3 separate regions of the Homo sapiens genome follow, and regions 2 and 3 are each linked to region 1. A link is a loop called in an ENCODE intact Hi-C map of the cell type or tissue named here. Cell type or tissue: ascending aorta. All regions are shown on one strand. Each heading gives the region's core, and the rest is flanking DNA. Links, peaks and the distances in the headings are about the cores only.

Evidence for each region. Hi-C counts contacts between places; a loop is a spot of excess contacts. Peaks named below come from ENCODE experiments on the same cell type or tissue, not always from the same donor. Only the 100,000 strongest peaks of a DNase experiment are listed, where the experiment ranks them.
Region 2: a loop joins it to region 1, with 2.8 times the contacts of the local background. A loop is called at or near these places in 4 of 110 quality-filtered maps.
Region 3: it touches region 1 in a loop (6-fold over the local background); 17 of 110 quality-filtered maps call a loop at or near these places.

The regions. Positions count from the first base shown.
Region 1 is chr6:153,028,773-153,034,906 of GRCh38, forward strand. The region is part of intron 2 of RGS17 (regulator of G protein signaling 17); the gene reads right to left. Among named protein-coding and RNA genes, the nearest start is that of MTRF1L, 29 kb to the left of the region's middle. In ascending aorta, for the core only: a CTCF peak has its summit at 3,712 (motif pointing right); no DNase peak of the experiment used is centred there; H3K4me3 peaks cover 657 bases; H3K27ac peaks cover 1,165 bases.
Region 2 is chr6:153,787,198-153,793,331 of GRCh38, forward strand. No RefSeq gene overlaps it. Among named protein-coding and RNA genes, the nearest start is that of OPRM1, 250 kb to the right of the region's middle. In ascending aorta, for the core only: a CTCF peak has its summit at 3,005; a DNase peak (open chromatin) is centred at 3,014; H3K27ac peaks cover 2,117 bases.
Region 3 is chr6:153,944,825-153,950,958 of GRCh38, forward strand. No RefSeq gene overlaps it. Among named protein-coding and RNA genes, the nearest start is that of OPRM1, 91 kb to the right of the region's middle. In ascending aorta, for the core only: a CTCF peak has its summit at 3,212; a DNase peak (open chromatin) is centred at 3,217; H3K4me3 peaks cover 489 bases.

The sequences.
Region 1 (6,134 bases), core at 661-5,660:
CACAACTAGCAAAAGAGCTTTCATCCCCTGCTTAAATAATAAACTCCTTGAGTTTATTTTTATTACATTTCCACACAGTGTTCTACAGAAGGCAGTACACATGACGCAGGTATACTTCATTTCATTAAACATCTTTGAGAAATTTTTTTCTCCGTTGTGCCTTTGCCGTAGAGTGACAAATCTGGAGTCTACAGGCATGAATCACGAGTTTCTGAACATGAATTCTGGCTCTTCTATCTGTTTCTGTGATATTTACAAACATCCCAAATGCTACCATATTAGAGCGATCATTACGAAATATTAGGTTGAGTTTACATCTTTCTTTTCTACAGGTGGTAAAATATGGACACACATTTGGACTAAAACTACTTACAACAGACATTCAGTAAATGTTTAACTATTCACTGTGCAGCTCTTGATCTACTATTGGCCACAGTCTTGCCCTGTAGAAATTGAACTTTGGCAACAGACAAATTGTCCTTTTTATTAACTGTCCTTTACTACCGGTCTTAAAAAATGGGTTTCAAGGTTTCAGTTATCAAGAACTGCTGAAAATACCATTTTAAGTTAAAGAGAAATGGAGAAAATAGACAAGGGATTAATACTTAACAGTTTGTCTGTCTTGATATTGACTAATGTCTGTCCTACCTGGTCCTGCTCCAAGTAGTGCATTGTTGTTGTTGTTTTTATTAATTCACTGGAAATATTTGCTCTAGACCAACTTATATATGTTATATGTGTTTGAGGAAAGCCCTAAAAGGAAAATACCAGATCAACAGTTTTGAGGGTCCCATAGAGACACTTTTTTTTTTCTTTTTCTTTTTCTTTTTTTTTTTAAGACGGAGTGTTGCTCTGTTGCCCAGGCTGGAGTGCAATGGCATGATCTCAGCTCACTGCAAGCTCCGCCTCCCGGGTTCAAGTGATTCTCCTGCCTCAGCTTCCTGAGTAGCTGGGATTACAGGCACCCGCCACCATGCCCAGCTAATTTTTGTATTTTTAGTAGAGACAGGGTTTCACCATGTTGGTCAGGCTGGTCTTGAACTCCTGACCTTGTGATCCACCCACTTTGGCCTCCCAAAATGCTGGGATTACATGTCTTGTTTTTTCTTTTTAGCCCATATCTCTCCAAGAAGAGACACTCCCCCACTGACTTTTATGTATGTAACATTTAAAACTAACATTTCTACTTTTTAAGCAATAAAAGCCACAAAGAGAACTAAACACATACACAGTGCTCACTGTGAGGGTCTTGATCAAACCTTAAATACTTTATGGAAGAAAAGTGCCAATATCCTTGGCCAAATATACTAAAATAAGCATTTAAAATCCCATTAGAGATTTTCTAAATAGTGACTTTGAAAAGGGAGGAAAAATACTTGTGACATTTGAGAACTTAAGAAAATGTGCCCCCTCTCTATGGGGGTGGATTGTTTGTTTACAGGGGAGTGTGGACAGTGGAGTGAGAAAAAACATTACCTGCTGCCAATTATACAGTTTATCTACTGATCTGTCATCATGGATATGCGCAGGGTCTATTTTGGAAGACACTCTTCTATTGTAAGGAAAACAATTGGTTCTTAAGAAAAACTGTTAAAATGGTTGCAAAGAAGATAAAACTTACCAGTAGCCATGGTAACTCTGGGATAGAGGCTGGTCAGGAAAGCACATATATTTACAGAAAAATTAAACTGAAGAATCAATAAGATGCCTAAATTTAATACAGTGTGACATCAAGGCTCCAAGAGAGAACTACTGTCACTGGTAAAAGCAGTCTATTCAATATTGAAATAGTCTCACATTGTGATATCAATCTTTTCTTTTTATTTAACAGCTTCTACCTCAAAGTTCCTGGTGCAAAAATGAAATCAACATCCTTCAGGCTCTGAAAATGAATTGGTAGATTATTCTTTAAATACTTCATTTTCAGCATTCAAGATATCACAGTAAATACTAGAGGAGTTAGCAATACTTTAGTAATGTGTATGAAACACTGGTTCATGCAACATTCCCTGGTTGGACATAAAAGGTGAATAAGACAAAGGCTCTGCTACTGAGGAGCTCAGACGGGTAAATAAACATCACATGGCATTGTGATAAGAACTCGGACAGAACTGTGCATATGGGGTTTCTTAGACACCCTTGATGGTACCTGTGCTTTTGCATAAGAGAATTGAGAAAGGCTTCACAGAAGACGTAAAGATTAAATTGGGTTGAAAATGGGCAGTTGTTTGCCAGATGGAGACCTGGAAAAAGGGGATCTCATTCAGAGTGGGGATAAAATCATGCAGGGGCACAATACAAATGTAGAACAGAATGGACATATCAGATGTTGCAGGGCTGGAGCAGGAGAATAAAACAGGCAGCAAAGTATGTGTTATCCAAGAAAATGATGAGGTGGACTCCAAATGTAGAATATACCTCCTTTAGGATGGTTTAAGCTTTCCATGCTTTGTTTTCACCATTCATAATGGGGATAATGGCAATGAACTACTTCACAAGGATGTAAAACAAAAAATAAAAGCTTGTGACAAAAAGGCCCATTATTACAGATGCTTAGTTGAATGGAAGGGCAAGTTGGTTGCATATTAAAATTCCAATTCCAAGTTTACCAAAGAGCTTTTTATTTCCACCTGAGTAAATAGAGACTTCTCCTTTGTCATTATTACACAACACTTCCTCATCCATTACCTTGTCACTTCCTCCTCACAATAGTCCTTGAAGGTAAGCAGCAGAGTTGTTATTAGTCATTCTTGTTTTATTTACAAGGAAACAGTTATTGGGGTTGACTTACACAATACCCACAACTCAAAATTATTAGAACTAGGATTGGAATTCCCATCTTCTGACTTCCTGTCTCAGGCTCATTTTCACTCTGCAATGCCATTTCTCTTTACATAGAAGAGTTAATTGTGGTATTGCAAGTGTTTACACAAGTGATTTTTCTTAAGGTTTGGAAAAATAAACCTCCTAGTACAATCCAGTACATTGAGTATAAATGCCCTCTCTAAGTATCATCCCACAGCTATCACTCCATAGGAGCTGTTGCCCAGAGGTCTGAGTTTGCAGTAGAATTTGATGAAGAGTAACTTCTCAATTCCCTGGAATTTGAGATGAACAAAAAGGAGTTGTTATAGAAGGTTTTGACAGCAAAGTGTGAAAGAGGAAGGACAAAAGTAACACCGTTAATGACTGCAGACGGTGTTGCTATGGCTGAGGAGGGCCATCCTGGGAAGTATGACTTTCTTCCATTAGCAAAGATAACTTCAGGACAGGGCAACAAGGAAAGGAGAATAGAACTGATGTTTCACTTACAAAAGACTACCCACCCCCCAAAAAAACTAAAACCCCAAACCAAAAAGACACCAGAAGATGGGCTGGTAACCACATAATATACAACATTTCAGACACATAGAAACTCAATGTTAAACCTATGATTTGAACTTCACCTCTTTCATTTCTACATTTTTATAATAGAGTATGGTTTTGAGTGGGGTGTGTGGGGATGGGAACAGTGGTTAGAAATTTGTGTCTGGAAATGTTATAAAACACCTGCCTAAAAATACCCCATGTTGCCCCTCTAAAGGCTCACTCCACATTTTGTAATCATGTGCCGTGTGTCATGAAACAAGTATTTCATTTGGCTTAAGCTTTTGTTTCATGAACTTAAACTCAAGTAAAATAATCAGCTATCAAATATCTGTCCACTAGATGGCTGTGTTACCTTTATAAATACAATATTTTAACCAAGTCAGAATAAAGGAAAAACTGAAAAAAAGTTTCTGCGGGTAAATACCCTTATTTGAAAAAAAAAAAAAAAGTCTATTCATTCTCTTAAGGAGTTTTGATAATTATATCTTTCTAAGGAATCTAAAAGGAGTCATTCAGTTTTTCGGTGAGTGTAATAATCAAACTCGAAGAGGATAAACTTAATCTTGGGAGGTTTGCATAACTGCAACCATTTTTCCTTTTTGGTATTTACAAAATATTCTGAATAGATCCCGGCCCAAAGTCATTTGATTTGGGAATACTTTAGTCTTAAAAACAGGCAGGCATACTGTTATTAACATTGTCATTATCGTTTCCGATAAGAAGTCGTTTTGCATTCCACCGTCTCATGCTGGGATAATACAGAACTTAGGTCATACATTCTTAGAACAAATAAATTAGAAAAGGGTTTTAACTACCAATAGGTAGGAAATATTTTTAATTTACAATATTTTAAAAGAGCCATCCTGAGAATGGATTCTCCACACTATTTCAATTTCTGTTTGGGTGGTACGTGAACATTCATTTCTTCTTTTGACCCATGGAAACTGAAGACAAATTTCTTCATTCTCTGATTCTCTCTCTCAGTTGCCAATTTCTTTCTATATACGCATCTGTTTGAAAAGATGGGTATCAAAAATTCCATCTTTTTATCTATATTCAATTTTCATTTGAAACCCCAAGGCCTGGATTTCCTTCATGGACATATTGATTTGATTTGGAATGCCAACTTCATTTACCAAGTAATTACATGGTGAAAATAGAAATCTACACGGTACGTTTATGTTCAGTTAGATGACCAAAGCTTCTTATTTAGCATAAACAGAGTTTATTTTTCCTTAAAATTAAGAGAATTACAGGTCTGAATACAAAGATATACTTTACATAATACACGCCAGGCCAAGCATGGTGGCTCATGCTTGTAATCCCAGCACTTTGGGAGGCCAAGGTGGGCAGATCGCCTGAGCTCAGGAGTTCGAGACCACCCTGGGTAACATGGTGAAACCCTGTCTCTACTAAAATACAAAAAATTAGTCAGGCATAGTGGCGTGCGCCTGTAGCCCCAGCTACTCAGGAGGCTGAGGCACAGAAATCGCTTGAGCCCCAGAGGTGGAGGTTGCAGTGAGCTGAGATGGCACCACTGCACTCCAGCTTGGGCTACAGAGTGAGACTTCATCTCAAAATAAATAAATAAATAAATAAAAATAAAATAAAAATAAAAAATACATGCCAATCATCAGAATCTTCTATACCTCAGTTCTCACGTTGATTAAAATCCTATTTTAAGCTATTCCTTCAACCCACTGTAATTTTACCTATAATTTATAACTAAGTGAATGCCTTAATGGGAAAGCAAATATCTTAGATGTGAAAAGGCCAAATGGACTTCTATTTAGTTAGGAGCAATAATAGTGTGACTGTTATTAAAATGGCATGCGATCATTTGTGTCAAGTGCATTAATTCAATTGGAGCTCCAGTTTCTGACTTTAGAAGGCTGGGTCCCTATCATAAAAAGGAGAGTGAAAAAGTTAAAACCCTGTTAGTGAATATTCAGAAATATATCTGATAGCTGGCAGGACTGCTCATTCATCTACCCATTCATCCTTTCCCTCGCATTTTCCAGTTAGTGTGTGTGTGTGAATACGTATGGGATGAATGTGCGGGGCTTCCTTGAGAACAGACACCATGGAAGACAACAATCTTGATCTGTAGAGAAACAAAACCCTGCTATATAAAAGTTACAACACTCTGGGAATCCTGCAGCTGTGCAGTGCATGCTCCAGGGCTGCTCTGACGTATACCTGTGCCGATTAATGTGAGGGCTGGGAAGCGCGAAGTGATACAGACTGAAGAAACAGCATCCGCTACCTTAACTGACAACATGCAAACAGAACCTTGCCAAGCCTGCAATAGCCAGATCCTACACAGTCTGGTAAATTCCTCTGGGCCTGAGACTTGTAAAGGGACAGAAATAATACCTATCAATAAAGGATTACGCAGGGATTTGTGTACATGACTAATCGCATTTTACTGAGGAAGAAACCGAGGCTCAGAGGTAGTAAGTAACTTGCCAAAGGTTTCATAGTTACATGTGATAAAACTGGAATGTACTCAGGTCTGTAAAATTCCAGTGCCATGGGTCTTTCCTTATCCCATACAGCCTCTTGAAAGTCAGCTTTCCGAGGAAGACATGCCATTAGAATTTGCGTGTAATTGTCAAATATGGCAAGACTACCTCTAGAACGAAACACATGAAGTTACTGTTCCACTATTACGATGGAATTGGCAGTTAAATGGCTCTGTACTTTTAAATAATCTATATTGCTTTGGCTGCGAGCGGCGGCTGATGCCTATAATCCCAACAATT
Region 2 (6,134 bases), core at 791-5,790, 760 kb after region 1:
GATGGGGTTTCTCCATGTTGGTCAGGCTGGTCTCGAACTCCCGACTTAAGGTGATCCTCCCGCTTCGGCCTCCCAAAGTGCTGGGATTACAGGCATGAGCCAGGGCGCCTGGGTGATCTCTGTTTCTTTGATTCAGTGAGGCCTCTTGTGAGACAGCGAGATGGGAGGGGCTCCCAGGCAAAACTGCAACCTGCCTGTGTACTGGAGTGGAGACACAGAAGATCATGCCCTTTGTACCAGGGGAGGAGCCTGACCCCTCCTCTTCTTGTGTGGAACCTGGGATTCAAACAGCAAGGCAAGAAGTGCACAAGCAGGGACTCTGGCCTTGAGGAGAGTCCTTTTCCCTGCCCTGCCTTTTTTTTTTTCCTTTCACCCAATAAAAACCCTGCTTTACTCACCCTTCAAACTGTCTGCGAGCCTAAACTTTCACGACCATGGGACAAGAACCCTGTCTTCAGCTGAACTAAGGAAAAGTCCTGCAACGCTTACTCTGTTCAGAATTTCCTCCCTGCATCCCCACTGGGAAAGTGCCTCCAAGTTCTCCGTGCTTCCCTGCTCTTAGGGATCACAGTCCTGACCTGCTGGTTGTCCGATGTCTAAAAATGGTTGCCACATATATTCTGTAGTTTTCTACTTGTTCATAGTGGAATAGTAAGTCTGGTTCCAGTTACTCCATTGTGGCAGGGAACAGTCTCTGTCTGCTGTTTCTACTTAGATGATATGTGTATTTTGGAGGTTTCAGGGGAGCCATACTCTCTCTCCCCAACTCACTCCTCTGAACCACCAATGGAAGCAACTAGCTCAAAACTGTCTAATAATTTTAGAGGTTTCACCAAAAAAAGCAAATTTATATTAATTGTATTCAGTTTACTGTTGCAGAGAAATGCATGCTATTTTAAACAATAAAAGCAACTACATTATGATCTATTATTATTTACTGCGTGCCAAGTTTTGTGACATTGCGCTTCATACTTTTTTAACTTAATTTCTTACAAAATCCTTATAAAAGAGGGCACGGCATACTTGATTTTACTCATGAGGAAATCCACACAGTGGTTCTCCCAAAGTCAAATGAGCAGTAAGTGATAACAAACTTTGAACTTGTCTGTCTACCTCTTTTCATTATCTTCTAATTTACTATAGGCATGTCTCCTAACAAAATTACCTTTCAGGAAAATTTAGTCCTCTGAAAAACATTTCTCTGGGTGACAGTATCTCACTATACTTTTTAAAATCAAGGCAGTCTTGTTCATATTTACGTATTTTCTTCTAATACATTCAGAATGTTTAAGAGGATCCTAAGAACAAAACTAAACTGAGAATCAATAATGTTTGACTTAAACTACATTCTCAGTTCCAACTAAAGGTTGGACCAATTGGAGCTGCTATTAAGGTTATGTCACATTCTAAATCTAAATTTACAACTGTTTCTAAGAACGGAGAAGAGTCTAGCATTTTATGTAGAAACATGCTGTGTTGAGAATGCTTACTGTTAAGACTATTTTTTAAACGGAAGAAATCTAATTTTCAGAAAGAGATGAGCTGACTGGAACAAAAAACGCTCAGTAGCAACATTTTTAAAAATAGTTGTTTCAGATTAGTTCCATAATTAATGAAACAGCAAATTGATATGGTATTGGAGAATATGCAATTGAAAATTATTCATTAGTCAGTATTACTGCTTACTTCTCAAAACCTCTGAAAAGTTTATAGCCAATAAAAGATTCATTGACTAAACTAGAAATAGAAAACTTCTACTGCAGATACTATGGTTTCTATGGGACCTACCAGACAATAGTGTTGTACTTCCCACAACTAATGTTGTGATTATTTTCGTTTTTTCTTTTTCTGGTTTTTAAGTCTCATTTCTCTTTTTGATATCTACCAGTCTATTTTTTCTTTTCCAATTTCCTTTTTTTTTTCTATTACTTGATTTTAGAGAGAGAGGAAAAAAATAGGGAACACAAAGGGAAGATTAAATTATAACCACTACCATTCTTGGCTTCATAAACAGTTCATTAGAGTGGATTTATGTGAAAACTCTTTTGTTCTCCTGGAGCTGAGGCTGGTTGATGTATAGGTAAGTGATATTAAAAATTTACATCAATATTTAAATTAATACCCAATTCAAACTGTAAATTATATTTTTAGTTCAACCATAGGAAAATATGAGTCACTCTAACATTACTCAGTTTGGGAAGGAGAAATCTTCCCTGAGTTTATCAGTAACAGAAAGAACCCAGGTAGAACGGCTAGCCATTTCTTTTTTTTTTTTTTTTTTTTTTTGAGACGGAGTCTCGCTCTGTCGCCCAGGCCGGACTGCGGACTGCAGTGGCGCGATCTCGGCTCACTGCAAGCTCCGCTTCCCGGGTTCACGCCATTCTCCTGCCTCAGCCTCCCGAGTAGCCGGGACTACAGGCGCCCGCCACCGCGCCCGGCTAATTTTTTGTATTTTTAGTAGAGACGGGGTTTCACCTTGTTAGCCAGGATGGTCTCGATCTCCTGACCTCATGATCCACCCGCCTCGGCCTCCCAAAGTGCTGGGATTACAGGCGTGAGCCACCGTGCCCGGCCTAGCCATTTCTAATGAGTGCCGCCTCCCATTCCCCTCATGAAGGCAAGCAGAGAGACAAACAAGTCACAATAGTTTCAGAGGTTACGGATAACATGCAACATTTGTTTTTTCCCCAAAAATCTGACAGGAAAAAAAAATCCATATTCTAGAGCAGATGAGGTTGGATTAAGAAAAATCAATGATGTATCAATGGATGCATGCTGCAACAGAACAGCAAATAAGACCGGGAGGAGGAAGGAAGGGGCTTGGACCAAGCAGCATAGAATGCTGGCAGAAACTGAAGAACCCTGCTTCGGGGTGCAGGTGACAAACAGTGCAAGGGTGGTCGGGAGAGGGTCAGCACCCCCCCTTGCTGGACCACTGCAGCCAGACTCCAGCAGGGTGCACACAGAAGACGGGCCTCCGAGAGTCTGCCTCCTTAGCAGTCCCCGGAGGCCTCAGGAGGAACAGCAGCCCTGTGATTCACAGCACAGAGGTTGTGACTGAGCTTCCTGTTCTGGAATTCATGGGTCTGGAATCTGAACTCTAGATTGGAAGAGAGCCAATCACGAGTCAACTCCCTCTGCAGCTGCATACACAAAAGAGAGAAGACAGAGAGGATGAGTCACATTCTCCTGACCCTTTCACACACAACATTAGTCTTCTGGAAAATATATTCTATTCAATGTACTCGAATTGGACGAATTTGATCAGCAATTTTTCTAGAATAAATTGGAGGTTCAGTTAAAGTTGAGGAGGCAGAAGAATAAGAGAAAAATTTTCTCCTCTGGAGGTCTACTCAATGCAGTACCCATTGAAATTTCCTCATTCAGAAGGAAAGTGACAGAGCGGTCTCCAGATGCCTCATATACACGCCACTAAAGGAACGTATTAGTCCGTTTTCATGCTGCTGATAAAGACATACCTGAGACTGGGTAATTTATACAGAAAAAGAGGTTTAATGGATTCACAGTTCCACATGGCTGGGGAGGCCTCATGATTATGGTGGAAGGTGAAGGAGGAGCAAAGGCATATCCTTACATGGTGTCAGGCAAGAGAACATGGGCAGAGGAAGTGCCCTCTGCAAAACCATCATGAGACTTATTCTCTATTATGAGAACAGCATGAGAAAGACCCACCCCCATGATTCAATTACCAAGGAGCAAAAGTTTATTTTTTCATTTGTCTCTCCACTGTCCTCCTCCCCAAGATCCAGCAGCAGAGCTATCAAACAAATAGAACAGGCAGCCAAAAAGAGAGCTTTTGGGGTGTGTCCAAGAAGTTTCTGGACAAGGCACTCAATCATGAGACGTGTTCCCTCCATTAGTGATTGTATGAGTCAGGGTTCTTCAAAGAAACAGAATTCATAGGACATGTGTTGTGTAGAGAAAGATTTATTACAAGGAACTGGTTTATGTAATTATGGAGACTGTCAGGTTCAAAATCTGCAGGGTGGGCTGGCAGGCTGGAGACCCATGTAAGAGTTGATGTAGCAGTTCAAGTCTAAAGTCTGCCATCTGCTGGCAGAATTCCCTTTTGTTTGAGGGAGGCCAGTCTTGTTCTTTTCAGCCCTTCAACTGACTGGATGAGGCCCACTCATATTGTGGGGGACAATCTACTTTGCTCCAAGTCCACCAATTTAAATGTTAATCTCATCCAAAAAATACCCTTGCAGAAACATTCAGAACATTTGACCATATATCTAGACACTGTGGCCCAGCCAAGTTGACACATAAAATTAACCATCAGACCAGGATTTCTCTGCCAGGAAGCTATCACAGATACCAAACACAAAGAAGAGGAAGCAGGGCAAAGCAGCGCTTTGTAAGAAAATGAGAGATGGTCATGAGCCCTAGGATTGAACCTCTGTATCTGAGGCTGGCCACAAAAAGGACATTTTTTTTCTTATTCTAAGTAGATCTTAAGTAGTCTCAAAAGGTGACTGTACAATTGCAGATGAGTTATCAAAGTGGAGAATATGAAATGCTTCCCTTATTAAAATGGTAGTATTAAATAGTTGAATAATAATAGTGTTACCATCAGTTTTGAAAGGCCAAACCAATCACTGAAAGAGCCATGGTCCATCAATGGAATTACTAAAACCAGAGACTAAGCCAATACATCCTAGGTAGGAAGACTTTTACTCAGGACACCCCAGGGACTGCATCTGATGCTGCTGCCTACTTCTAGCACTGTCACTTAGGCATGAGAAAATAGACTTGAATGTGCATAGGACAATAAAAAATCCAAATTACCTCCAAATGTTTCAGAAGAAATTTAGCATCACTCTTATTATTACAAAAAGCAAGCTGAAACAAATTAATGCTAACATCTATCAATTGAGTGCTCATTAAATAGGCAATGTTCTAGAAGATTTACTACACATACTATTTTTTATATCAGTACTTTTCTAGAAGGTAGTATTATTCTAAGTTTTCATGTGAGGAAACCGAGGTTTTCCAGGTTACATAACCTCCCAAATTCAGGAGCCAGAAAGTAAGTAATTTACCATACATAACTGACGAGCATTTTGCTGATCACTTAACAAGGAAACCAAGGATTATAACAGAAAAACTGAGAATGTCAAAATTTTTTGATGTTGCATCTGTGTAATCCAGAACTGTGGAATTGTCCATACCTTTTTACCCAAATATTTCATCAAAGTTCCATGTATAAATACTTTCATATAAGTATGCTTATGATTCAACAAAAAACTCTAGGATCAGCCTAAAAATCTAACAGTATGGCATTGCATTAACAATTATATAGTATATTCACTCTTTAAAAAGATATAGCTATAGCAACCCATAATTATTAAGACTTTATAAAAATCCAAGCTGGATACCTTGATAATTATATAAACAGAACAAAAGATATAACTGTGATGCCATTGATAGACTGTAAAGAATAGATACAGTGGCAGGCAGGCCAATATATAATCAGTCATATTGGAAAAAAGGGAAAAAGATGGACAACAAATACCAACAGTATTTGGAATGGGACTGGGATAATTTATTTTTGCCATTCCCAGATTTCCTGAAATGTATTCATACTAAATTTAACATTTAAAAATACATACTTCCCTAAAGGATTAAATTTGAGCCAATGTGGTTTGATATTGAAAGACATAATTCTCACTAATTTTGTTTATAATGGAAACATTGCTGCAAACACTACTAAAAGGGTGACTCAAGTGAGACAGCTATTCAAAGCCAATGTTTCCATTGGCTATGCTAAAGCAAAGATGGAAATAATGGACTCTGGGAACTCCAAAAGAGGGGAGGGAGAAAAGCAGATAAGGAGTGAAAAACTACCTATCAAATACTATCTTCACTATTTGAGTGATGGGTTCACTAGAAGTCCAAACCCCAGCACTATGCAACATACCCGTGTAACAAAGCTACACATGTTACCCCGAATTTGTAATAAATAAATAACCCCTAACATCAGTGTCAGAAAAACACCTCTTTCTCTTTGGGGGGAAAAACAGAGCCATTGATTGGAAACTTGCAACTACTCGTCACATAATTTTATTGAATTTCGCTGCTCTTGGACTTGTCTGCCTCTTTCAAGTGTAGAA
Region 3 (6,134 bases), core at 764-5,763, 920 kb after region 1:
TATTGTATCTAAAATGCTAAATCTATCTTTAAAAATTAAAATCCATAGGGAGTCTGAGAGATATTTTAGATAATTGTTTCTAACTCCTTTCTTCTTGCCTTTTTGGCAAAATTGTATTAATAAGAGCAAAACAAACTGCTTTGAGTTTTATCTTGTATGTCCCATAACTGCTTTCAAATTTAAAAAACATAATGACATGTCTTAGAAAGCAGGTTGCAGGAAGGAAGAAAAAACAAAAGACTCTAAAAAACATCAACTAGAAAAATAATTCCTACAAAGGTCCCTAAGAAGATTCTAAAAACTGACTGGACTTGGAACATTTCTATTGTGCTGTATTTTATAACACAATTCCAGTCATTGTGGATTTCCCCCAGATTATTTTATATTTTTTGCTTATCTCATTTTGCAAATCAGAGAAAAGACCCTCTTTCTATCATGCAAATTTATTCTTCCTATTTCTAGTCCATCAATCTTCATGTGTGGTAATAAATGTGATAGATATATTCTGTCACGATAGCTTTATTTTTCAATAATTTTAGGTTTTCCCACTGGAAATTTTTGGGAAATGGTATAGCATACACCTCAGATTTGTCTCTTCCTCCTGATATAAGGAAAAAGAAGCTGGGGTAATTTATGCTCCAATTCTTGTCAACCAGTGGCTGAGGACTGTCCTGGGAGAATGTGTGGATGCTAAGAGAAAATGTGTAGAGAGCAAAAATGCATTAACAGCTTTTTCAATTCCTTTTCAGAGAGTCAGTGATGGCTTCCTTCCCTAAATGATGTCGATATTACATTACTTTTAGTAAAGTTGTACAGCTAAGCACAAAGTAAAACCAACAATAATGTAACTCCTCCAAATCAAGAGATATGAGTGTGGAAGGGTGGTAGGAGGTAATAAAATTGCACTTTCCTCATCTTGCTTACCAAGGAGTAAGGAGAAAAGGGTGATTTATAAAGAAACAGAAATATATGCTTATTGTTTACATTTGTAATTTTTAAAAATCAAGTGGATGGATGGCAGTCACTGGTTTGGTTTTTCTCTTATTGTTTCTTCTAACCCTGCTGTTTTGCATCTTTTTTTCTCATCCCTTAGCTACATCTTGGGCCAATTCTGTAACTTTCTGGTCACTTTCAGCTACTAAAGTTCAGACTAATTTAATGCATCAATCTGAAACTCGATTTTAATCATAGATCTTCCCTTTCTACCCCACGTCCATTTTCAATAATAGATTTGACTCGTAATCATGGCTGCTAGAGTGACGGGGAGATGGAGTCTACTCTGACCTCCTTCTCCCATTTCATTTTCTGCGTTTAGATCTCCTGGGGTTCTGGGGGAGAAATATTAGTGGCAAGGTGTATTTATACAACTACCTGAAGGCTGTTCATGGGCACTAGCCCCTGGTCTTGCTCTGATTTGAGTTCATTTTCCTTGCTGCTGGTGACACTCATGGTCATGAGAGTCCCCAAATGGCTGTATGAGTGTTTTTCTTAGTGCAGTGTTCCCCAGTATTCACCCAGGCCTCATCTGTTATTGTTGCCCCATTCAGAGATAGCAGCAGTGTCTCCTTAACCATGACAGTGGTTCATGCCCACAATTACTTTTCTGGAATGGACAAAACCCTGCTAGGGTTAGCAGCCTCCTGAACTCATACTTCCTCATTTAACTGCTATGCCCCATCTCAGGGAGACAAAGGAACTGCACACATCTTCTTTTGTACCCCTTCCAAGATCACAGAGAACTGAGATGATTTGAGAGGCTGGTTTCCACCATCTCCTTCTAATCATACACCACAACCCCTTCCTAAGAACATGTATGCTCCTTTATACTCCACGGGAAACACCAAGGTGGCTGTGCAGATCCTGCAAATCAACAAACATTCAGCCTTCCATTAAGAGGCAAGTGCACTCTCAGCACCACCTCTATCACTGATTCCCCTGGAGGGAATCCTCTCACTCACTTGCAAAGGAGAAAGTCTCTCACTGTGAACACTGTACTTCTCAATGTCTCTAGTTACAATCGATTTAGGCTCCCCTTCCCTAGTCCTCTCTGTGTAGACTAAGAATAGGGCCATTGATGAGAGTTAGACCATTCCTACAGCCTCTTGCTAAATTGGAAGAGAAGGCCATGATGTCAATTAAAGATTCCTTCTCTGGAATCAAGAGTAGAGTTTCTCAAACTTCAAGGTAATTTCCTCAATATAATTTCCTCAACGCAACATACAACTTGGAGATTCTTATTAAAATACAGATCCTGGTCCACTAATTCTGGGCTGGGACCTGAGATTCTGCACTTCTAACAAGCTCCTAGGTGATGCTCAACTTGCTGATTTACAGACCACAGCAAGTAGCTTTTAACCACAGCTTTGTGTGCCTTAGTTACAAATTCCAAGGAGAGATGGAGGAGGGAGCTATACAAGCAAGGCAAGGGAGGACATTTTTATTTTCTATTTTAAATTATCTTATATTATTTGGAATTTGTTTTGTCTCTACTTTTTTTTTAATTTTAAAATACAGAGGGTTAAGCAGCACAAAAATAATTTTTGAAAATTGTCATACTCATTGGAGGGACTTTGAATAATTTTTTCGTATTTATATGGAGTCTCTAATTTTGTTTTCTTTTTGATATAAGTGAAGGAAATACCAGCTGCTATCAGTTAAGCAGTTAATGTCTTTCTCACTTAAGATGGACCTCATGTTGGTTTAGAAAATATCTGCTAACCAAAAAGGAATTTTAAATGCATTAAATTAGACTTTGGGGATAGTACACTATGCCCGGACTAAATTACTTTTGAATTCCTGTTTGTTAAAGACAGAAAGAATATAAACAATCCATATGCATTTAGAATATATAACATGAAACCCTGAAAATTTCCAATATCATTCCGCCAAATAAAAACTTCCCTCAAGGGGATTTACCCAGAGAAAATACACGGATGCCTCAATGTTCAGAGTGTTTTCATCGGCATTCCTGATGCCTTACTTGGTTAGTGCTTCTACCCATATTAACTGTAGGGATTTTCACTGTTATCTCTTTTCTAATGTGAGGCTCCCCTAACGCAAGTCTTTTTGATTTATTCTTTGCTTTTCTTTCTTGCAAACTCTCTATCTTGATGTTGTGCTGCTGAGGTTAATTGAGGATTCACGCTCTCAGACTTCAGTCCTATTTCAGGTTAGCCGCAGGTTCCCTGTACACTTAGCGCCATCTCTGGTCATGAACTGGAACTGCAAGCCAGGAAAATTCCAGAGTCATTCTCAAATCTTTGGAGTTGGCCAGGCTCTCTAATGTGGCCTGGGCTGTATTTTTATCTCTGAATCTGCTAAAGAATCTGCCCATGGGCTTGCCTGCTGCCATACTTTCTAATCTTCAAGTAGCTAGTCTCAAACTAATGCTTTTATAACACCCCCAAAAGTAGTAAGTTTCAGCAGAGAACCAACTGATGTATTGGAGGCTAGCTCTGCATACAGTGCAAGGTGCAGACTTAAAACTTTTTTTAAAAATTCGATTGTTGAGATGTCTTAGGTGTTCTCATTTTGCAGGGGCTTCCATGGGTATTTAGATATGTAATTTCCTCAAAAAGCCTGCTAGGTAGGCTACTTTGATTTCCAAGCTAAAATGTTATTACTCAATATAAAAAATCTTTATATTGTGCTTTTTAAAAATGAATTTTAACCTAGTCCATTAGGGTTTCACCTAAAGAAGTATGTATTCTGGGACTAGGGGACATTGTAGAAGCCCTCAACCCACACTACAAAGCAGCTTATCCTTTTATATTATTATTTTTTGACTGCAAGAAGTCAATTGGCTATAGCTGTAGGATTTAATTTTTCTGTAACTACTCAGTCATAAAAAGGAACGAAATAATGTCTTTTGCAGCAACTTGGATGGAGCCGGAGGCCATTATTCTAATTGAAGTAACTCAGGAATGGAAAACCAATCATCATATGTTCTCACTTTGTAAGTGTGAGCTAAGCTATGAGGATGTAAAGGCGTAAGAATGATATAATAAACTTTGGGGACTGTGGAGGAAGGTTGGGAGGAAGGTGAAGGATAAAAGACTACATATTGGGTACAGTGTACACTGCTTGGGTGACAGGTGCACTAAAATCTCAGAAATCACCGCTAAAGAACTTATCCATGTAACCAAAAGCCACCTGCACCCCCAAAGCTATTGAAATAAATAAAAATTAAATAAATCAGGATATATCCAAGGCCTACCAAAAAAAATTTCCTGTAGCTGTAAGAAACAAAGATGCATCTATGCTAACATAAAATGAATTGATATATAGATATTCCAAGTAATTCAGAAATTAGGTAATTTTGAAATTAAAACAATTCACATTGTAGAGACAGAGATGATGCATACATCAACATTATTGAAAATTGTGGAAATTTAATTTTTAAACTTTCTGAATTTTTGATGATTTCCCAGAAAAAAATCATTTATCTAAAGAAAGACTGATTATCCAGATTATGTATCTGGAAGGTTGTCTGCCATTGTCTGCTAGAGGGTTTGGTTATTTCTCTGTGAAATAACTGTAGATTTGGCTTTAAGGTCAAGATACTGACACCTACAATTTGCAACTTCACCCATGAAAAAACTTACCCTTATATTAAGCAATGGCATAAATTCTAACTAATATATGCCAAATCATTATAAAAAAAAATATTAGGAAGAAAAAGAAATTGTTGCTATGTTTTCTTAGTATTAAAAGATAAAGTTAAAACGTATTTCTCTACATGAGGTTAAGTTCAGGAAATAAGGTACTTGCAAGAGTGTCCTCTACTTCAGTGGTGAATAGATTAAACCAAAAATTATCAGAAGTCTGATTTAAAAATGTATCTTTGGGCATTTTATTTGTTTAAAAAACACTCAGGACTTCATGACAGATTTGCACCTCCTTAGCTCCACTCTTAGGATTTGGCAAGAGGTAAATGACTGACTCTTTTCTAGTTAGTCAGGTTAAAGACATCCACCAGTGAGCATGAAAACCCAAGAGAATCCTGAAGACGATCCAAAAGGGCAAGAGGATGAGCTACCTCCCCCAAATATTAAAACAACTCAATCTATAAAGAATCTAAATTAAAACAATATGGGTTATGTGCACGGTTTAGACAAAATCATGAAAAAAGGAATATCCTGCAATTTATACACAAATAATATACGGTAAAAGGACGATTTCAATATCTCAATTTTGTGTGAATATTGTTTGGGTTTTTGTGGGTTTTCTTGGGGGGTGGTGGTGGTTAGTGATATTCAGAAAGAACTGTATAGCCCCGTGGATAAACAGAAAAATTGGATCCATTACTCACACTACACAGCAAGATAACCTTCAAATGGATCAGAGATTTAAACAAAAAAAAAGAAATGATACAAGTGATAGAAGAAATTTAGACCGGGCACAGTGGCTTATGCCTGAAATTCCAGCACTTTGAGAGGTCAAGGCTGATGGATCGCTTTGGCCCAGGAGTCCAAGGCTACAGTGAACCATGATTATGCCACTGCCTTCCAGCCTGGGTGACAGAGTGAGACCCAGACGCTACAAAAGAAAAGAGAAGAAAAGAAAAGAAATTTGGATGAATTCGTATTTAACCTTGAGTGGGTATAACTTTCCCATCTAAAGTCCGAAATCCAGAGGCAAGAAGAAAAAATAAAAGAAATTTAAAAATTGTATCACATTAAAAAGAAAACACATTTGAATGGTCAAAAACACTGTAAGCAAAGTAATAAAATACATCACTTATTTACAACTTAAATCATAGATAAATCATTAATATCTCTAATATATTGAATGTTTTTTAAAATAGTAAAGAGTCAATGTTTCTTTACAGATGACCTATGGAAATTCATGATCAATTCATAGAAATAAGAAATGCAAATGGTTTTTGAACATGTGAATAGATGTTCAATCTCTCTCATATTAAGAGAATATACTAATTAAACCTACACCTAGAGAGCATTTTTTACTTATTAGTTTGGCACTAAGTTAGAAAACATACTTTGGGAGGCTGAGGCAGGCAGATCCACTTGAAGTCAAGAGTTCAAGACCAGCCTGGCCAACATGGTGAAACCCTGTCTCTACTAAAAATACAAAAATTAGCTGGACATGATTGGAGATGCCTGTAATCCCAGCTA